Linked DNA regions of Homo sapiens: region 1 is linked to region 2. Evidence: read pairs that join two places in POLR2A ChIA-PET (ENCODE). Cell type or tissue: OCI-LY7. All regions are shown on one strand. Links, peaks and the distances in the headings refer to the core of each region. The heading gives the core; the rest is flanking DNA.

What was found. Peaks named below come from ENCODE experiments on the same cell type or tissue, not always from the same donor. Only the 100,000 strongest peaks of a DNase experiment are listed, where the experiment ranks them.
Region 1: POLR2A ChIA-PET joins it to region 2 with 11 read pairs; 15 of 35 experiments call an interaction of 5 or more read pairs at or near these places.

What each region holds. Positions count from the first base shown.
Region 1 is chr1:11,898,970-11,901,877 of GRCh38, reverse strand. No RefSeq gene overlaps it. Among named protein-coding and RNA genes, the nearest start is that of RNU5E-1, 7.7 kb to the left of the region's middle. RefSeq lists an enhancer at 2,489-2,908. In OCI-LY7, for the core only: no CTCF peak of the experiment used is centred there; a DNase peak (open chromatin) is centred at 1,217; H3K4me3 peaks cover 264 bases; H3K27ac peaks cover 580 bases.
Region 2 is chr1:11,771,428-11,774,335 of GRCh38, reverse strand. C1orf167 (chromosome 1 open reading frame 167) reads right to left here. Exons shown (of 21, transcript NM_001010881.2): 7 at 2,700-2,812; 8 at 2,077-2,254. Among named protein-coding and RNA genes, the nearest start is that of C1orf167-AS1, 6.7 kb to the left of the region's middle. In OCI-LY7, for the core only: no CTCF peak of the experiment used is centred there; a DNase peak (open chromatin) is centred at 1,625; H3K4me3 peaks cover 514 bases; H3K27ac peaks cover 1,427 bases.

The sequences.
Region 1 (2,908 bases), core at 209-2,708, 130 kb before region 2:
TGGCCATTCTTTTTTTTTTTTTTTTTTTGGCAGAGTCTCACTCTGTCACCCAGGTTGGAGTGCAGTGGTGTGATCTCGGCTCACTGCAACCTGCATCTCCTGAGTTCAAGAGATTCTCCTGCCTCAGCCTCTTGAGTAGCCACCACGCCCGGCTCATTTTTGTGTTTTTAGTAGAGATGGGGTTTCACCATGTTGGCCAGGCTGGTGTCGAATTCCTGACCTCAGGTGATCCTCCCGCCTCGGCCTTCCAGCACAGCTATAGGCGTGAGTCACTGTGCCCAGCCTCTTTTTTTTTTTTGAGATGGAGTTCGCTCTGTCACCCAGGCTGGAGTGCAGTGGTGTGATCATAGCTCACTGGAGCCTCAACTTCGCTGGCTCAGGTGATTCTCCCACCACAGCCTCCTGAGTAGCTGGGACTAGAGGCACTCATGCCACCATACTGGCTAATTTTTTGTATTTTTTGCAGAGACGGGGTTTTTCCATGTTGCCCAGGCTGGTCTTGAACCCCTGGGCTCAAGCCATCCGCTAGCCTCGGCCTCCTGAAGTGCTGGGATTACAGGTGTGAGCCACCATGCCGAGCCTTTAAAAAGTTACCGTAAATATATTTGACATTTTGAAATTCTGTGTGTCAAAAATAATCAAGCAAAAAGGTGAGCCTCCCACCAGAATCATACTTGCAATACACCAAAGGGTTAACAATTGTACTATATCAAAAAGCCTTACAAATTAATGAGATAAAGCTGGGTGCGGTGGCTCACGCTTGTAATCCCAGACCTTTGGGAGTCTGAAGAGGGCAGATGGCTTCAGCCCAGGAGTTCAAGACCAACCTGGGCAATGTGGTGAAACCCTGTATCTAAGAAAAAAAAAAAAAGAAAAATTAATGGGATCAATACTAAACTGCAATAGAAAATCATTGATAGTAGAGAGAAAAATTTTCCAGAAGAAATGTACATGTCTAATAAATATGTGAAAACCTGTTTGGTCTTACTAGTAATCAGAGGACTCCAAATACAAGCAACTCTGTATGTCACGTCCCATCTATTACATTAGCAAATACTTTTAAAATATAAAATTCAGAGGCAGCCATGTTACAGTGAAACAGGAACGCAGATGCCACAGGTAGAAATAGGAACTGGCCCAATCTTACTAAAATGTCACTTGATGATATGTATCAAGAGCCCTAAAAAAAGTGTTTTTTGAGACACAGTTTCTCTCTGTTGCCCAGGTGGGAGTGCAGTGGTGCGATCTTGGCTCACTGCAGCTTCTGCCTCCAAGGTTCAAGCAGTTCTCGTGCCTCCGTCTCCTGAGTAGCTGAGACTGCAGGTGTGTGCCACCATGCCTGGCTAATTTTTGTATTTTTAGTAGAGACAGGGTTTCACCATGTTGCTCAGACTGGTCTTGAACTCCTGGCCCCAAGTGATCCACCCACCTCAGCCTCCCAAAGTACTAGGATTACAGGTGTGAGCCACCGCGCCCAGCCTAACAAAAGTATTTTAACAGTTAATATATGTCAAGCCAATAATTTCACATGTGGGAATACATCCTAAGGAAACAGAAATGTACAAAAATGTGTGCAAAGAAACACACTTTTTTTTTTTTTTGAGACAGAGTCTCATTCTGTCGCTCAGGATGGAGTACAGTAGTACAATCTCAGCTCAACCTCCACCTCCTGGGTTCAAGTGATTCTCCTGCCTCAGCCTCCTGAGTAGCTGGGATTACAGGCATTCGCCACCACGCCCGGTGAAATTTTTTTTTTTTTGAGACAGAGTCTTGCTCTGTTGTCCAGGCTAGAGTGCAGTGGCACTATCTCGGCTCACTGCAACCTCCACCTCCCAGGTTCAAGCGATTCTCCTGCCTCAGTCTCCTGAGTAGCTAGGATTACAGGCACCAGCCACCATGCCCGGCTCATTTTTTTGTATTTTTAGTAGAGACAGGGTTTCACCGTGTTAGCCAGGATGGTCTTGATCTCCTGACCCCGTGATCCACCCACCTCAGCCTCCCAAAGTGCTGGAATTACAGGCGTGAGCCACAGGGCCTGGCCAACAGTAATTTTTATAATCAGAAGAATAAAAGAACAATGATATTGAAAAGAGAGGGAAAGAGAGAGAGGGAAGGGGAGAGATGCAGAGCTTACAAACAAGGGCATCTGACTGGGGAGGGGTCAGGAGCTGAGAGGGGAAGATAAGGGCCCAGAAGTGGAAGGGGGTCTTGCTAAGGCCCATTACATGATGTCACCTGGGCCCTTGGGGGCTGCAGTTTGCAGTAGCTCAGGAGGGCATGCCTCAGCCCTGGGGCCCCACCCCTATTCTCCCGGCTCTCTTCTCTCTTGCACCATCTCTCCCCATTTCCAAGGAAGGTGGCTGCCCCTGCCAGATGCAGACGCATTGCACCGACCTCATTGTCTAGCTTTAACTAACTTGAAAGCAAGGGATAGGAGGGAGGAAAGGAACAGAGTCCCCTAGGAATGTTAGAGGCAGGGGGATGGGAAATTCTGCAGCCCAGCTGAGAGTGGGAGCCCGTTGGTTTGGAGGGGATAAAGCATAAGACCAAAGTACAAATAATGATCCGATGGGCCAGCCTGTGATGCCTGCTCAGAGGCACTAGAGTGGTCCCAGAGAAAGCGCTAGAGACAATTTTAGGAGACAGAAAGCAGGATTTGATCACCCAAGGACAGAATCTGAGGCAAGGAAGAGCTGGGGGGCTCTGTGCCGGTCTGAGCCCTTGAAACAAATCCTACATAGGGGATTGCTACGGGGCTAGCGGTCTCAGGGACTCCAGGGCTGAGTCCTGGCCGTGAACCCCGCGGGCGCCCGCATTTCAGCACCGGGGACAGGGGCCGACCTCGGATCCAGGTGGGTCCTCAGATCCACTGGCGGCTCCGTAGCTCCACTAGTTCCTGGCCCCCTCC
Region 2 (2,908 bases), core at 157-2,656:
GTGGCTCACACCTGTAATCCCAGCACTCAGGGAAGCCGAGGTGGGAGGATTGCTTGAGCCCAGGCTGGAGTGCAGTGGTGCGATCATGGCTCACCAGTGGGACTCTGTCTCTACCAAAATTTTTTAAAATTCGCCAGGCATGGTAGCTCACACCTGTAATCTCAGCACTTTGGGAGGTCAAGGTGGGCGAATTGCTTGAGTCCAGGAGTTCGAGGCCAGCCTGAGCAACGTGGCAAAAAATTAAATCTCTACAAAAAATTTAAAAATTAGCCAGGTGTGGTGGTATGCACCTATAGTCCCAGCTACTTGGAGGCAGAGGTGAGAGGATCCCTTGAGCCTAGGAATTTGAGGCTACAGTGAGACATGATTGCACCACTGCACTCCAGCCTGGGTGACACAGTAAGACCCTGTCTCTATTTTTTTTTAATTAAAAATAAAAAGACTTGAATGACTTATCAACCAACTGCCATACATGGACCTCATTGCAAACTCTAATACAATATATACTTGCAAATGTGAATACTGGCCAGATATTCGTGAGTATTAAGGAACAGTTGTTTCATTATTTTTTAGTTGTGAGAGTGGTATTGTGGTTATGTTTTTATTATTTATTTATTTACTTATTTCTGAGATGGAGTCTCACTCTGTCGCCTAGGCTGGAGTGCAGTGGCACGATCTCGGCTCACTGCAACCTCTGCCTCCCGGGTTCAAGCAATTCTCATGCCTCAGCTTCCCGAGTAGCTGGGATTACAGGTGTTCACCATCATACTCGACAAATTTTTGTATTTTTAGTAGAGATGGGGTTTCACCATGTTGTCCAGGCTGGTCTCAAACTCCTGACCTCAAGTGATCCACCTGCCTCGGCCTCCCAAAGTGCTGGGATTACAGGCATGAGCCACCGCGCCCGGCCAGTGGTTATGTTTCTAAAGAGTCCTTATCTTTTAGAGAGGCATATAAAAATATTTATGGATGAAATGGTATAATGCATGGGATTTGCCTCAAAATAATTTGGAGCGGGGGATGTATTTGGAGTACACATGAAACAAGCTTCAAGAGAGGCTGATTTTGTTGAAGCTGGGTAATTGGTGCGCTGGGGTTTATTATCCTATCTGCTCTACTTTTGAGTAAGAAAAATGCCCCACAGGCCGGGTGCGGTGGCTCATGCCTGTAATCCCAGCACTTTGGGAGGCCGAGGTGGGTGGATCACCTGAGGTCAGGACCAGCCTGACCAATATGGTGAAACCCTGACTCTGCTAAAAATACAAAAAAAATTAGCCGGGCGTGGTGGCATGTGCCTGTAGTCCCAGGTACTTGGGAGGTGAGGCAGGAGAATCGCTTGAGCCCAGGAGGTGGAGGTTGCAGTGAGCCGAGATCGTGCCACTGCACTCTAGCCTGGGTGACAGAGCGAGACTCCGTCTCAAATAATAATAATAATAATAATGCCCCATAATAAAAAGTTAACCACCAGGGAGCAAAAAAAGAAACTCATAGATCTGTGTTCCTTCTCTTCACAACACTTAAGCCAGGTGGTATTCACATACACCCTTGGGACTGCTAGTTTCCTGTCTGTTCCCCCACCAGCCATGGGTTCCACTGTGATGATGGGCAGAGGTGGGAGGCCGGGACTAAGCTTTGCTTATATCCAAATCCCAGCCAGTGGGGCGGGCTAGCATGTTCTAGGCATGCTCAGTCGATGGCTGCTTTCATTTCCTATTTGCATCCTTGCCTCTCAATACTAGGAGTCAAGAGCTGACTTAAAGGGAAGTGGGGGCCAGGCATGCTGGCTCACGCCTGTAATCCCAGCACTTCTGGAGGCCAAGGTGGGCAGATCACTTGAGTTCAGGAGTTCGAGACCAGCCTGGGCAACATGGTGGAACCCTGTCTCTATCAAAAATACAAAAAAATTAGCTGTGCGTGGTGGCACATGCTTATGGTCCCAGCTACTCGAGAGGCTGAGGTGGGAGGATTGCTTGAGCCAGGGAGGTGGAGGGTGCAGTGAGCAAGATGGTGCCACTGTACTTCAGCCTAGGTGACAGAGTGAGACCTCATCTCAAAAAAAAGGGAAGGGCATCCTACCTGCACAGCCAAGCTCTCTGGTGCTGGGGGCTCAGTGGGGCCACCCAGGCTACACCTGCAGCAGTAGAGTGCCAGGCCTGGGGGAAGCTCCCTGTCCTCTGTGTGGCCCTGGTGGCCTTCCGCAGAGTCTCCCTCTCCTGTCTGGCCCGTTTCTTCTGTTGGCACCACAGGAAGAACACTAAGGAGAGAGGGAGGAGGGAGAGAAAAGAGAGAGTAAGCAGATGGGAGGATCTGAGCCAGGAGGGGCCCCTGACATGTGGGGTGCCTGTCGCAGGGCACCCCCCATCTCTGAGTAAGTGAAGTCTAGCTCCAATACTCCAGCCTCTGGTGTGGGCCTGCATCAGTGTATCAGCCCAGAAATGCAGGCCGTGCTCCTCTCATGCTGTGTGTCCTCAAACAAGTCACTTAACTTATCTGTGCCTCAGTTCCCCATCCGTAAAATGGGCACAGTTCCTCTTGGGGGTCACTGTGAGGCTCAAATGAGATTGTCTCTGGGAATGTGCCAAAGCAGATGCAAAATAAACATTCATTCGCCCAGGGTCCCCCGCCCCTGCCCAGTGTGGAGCTCAGGCCCTGCGTGGCCAGGCTCCATCTCCCCGCTTTCCCAGCACCCCACGTCTCACCAGCCAGTTGCAGGGCCTGCAGGATCTGGACTCTCTCGTGTCTGCTGTCTGTTCTCTGCCTAGGATGTGACAGAAGCCGCTGAGCAATCTCCTCCTCCCTCAGACTTCCTGGACTAAAAGCAAAGTTGCCCAGAGAGAAGCTGATGACCCGGGAGGAAGGGCACTCGGTCCCAACCTGTCCGCCCCACCCCAGGCAGGTGCGGTCTGCC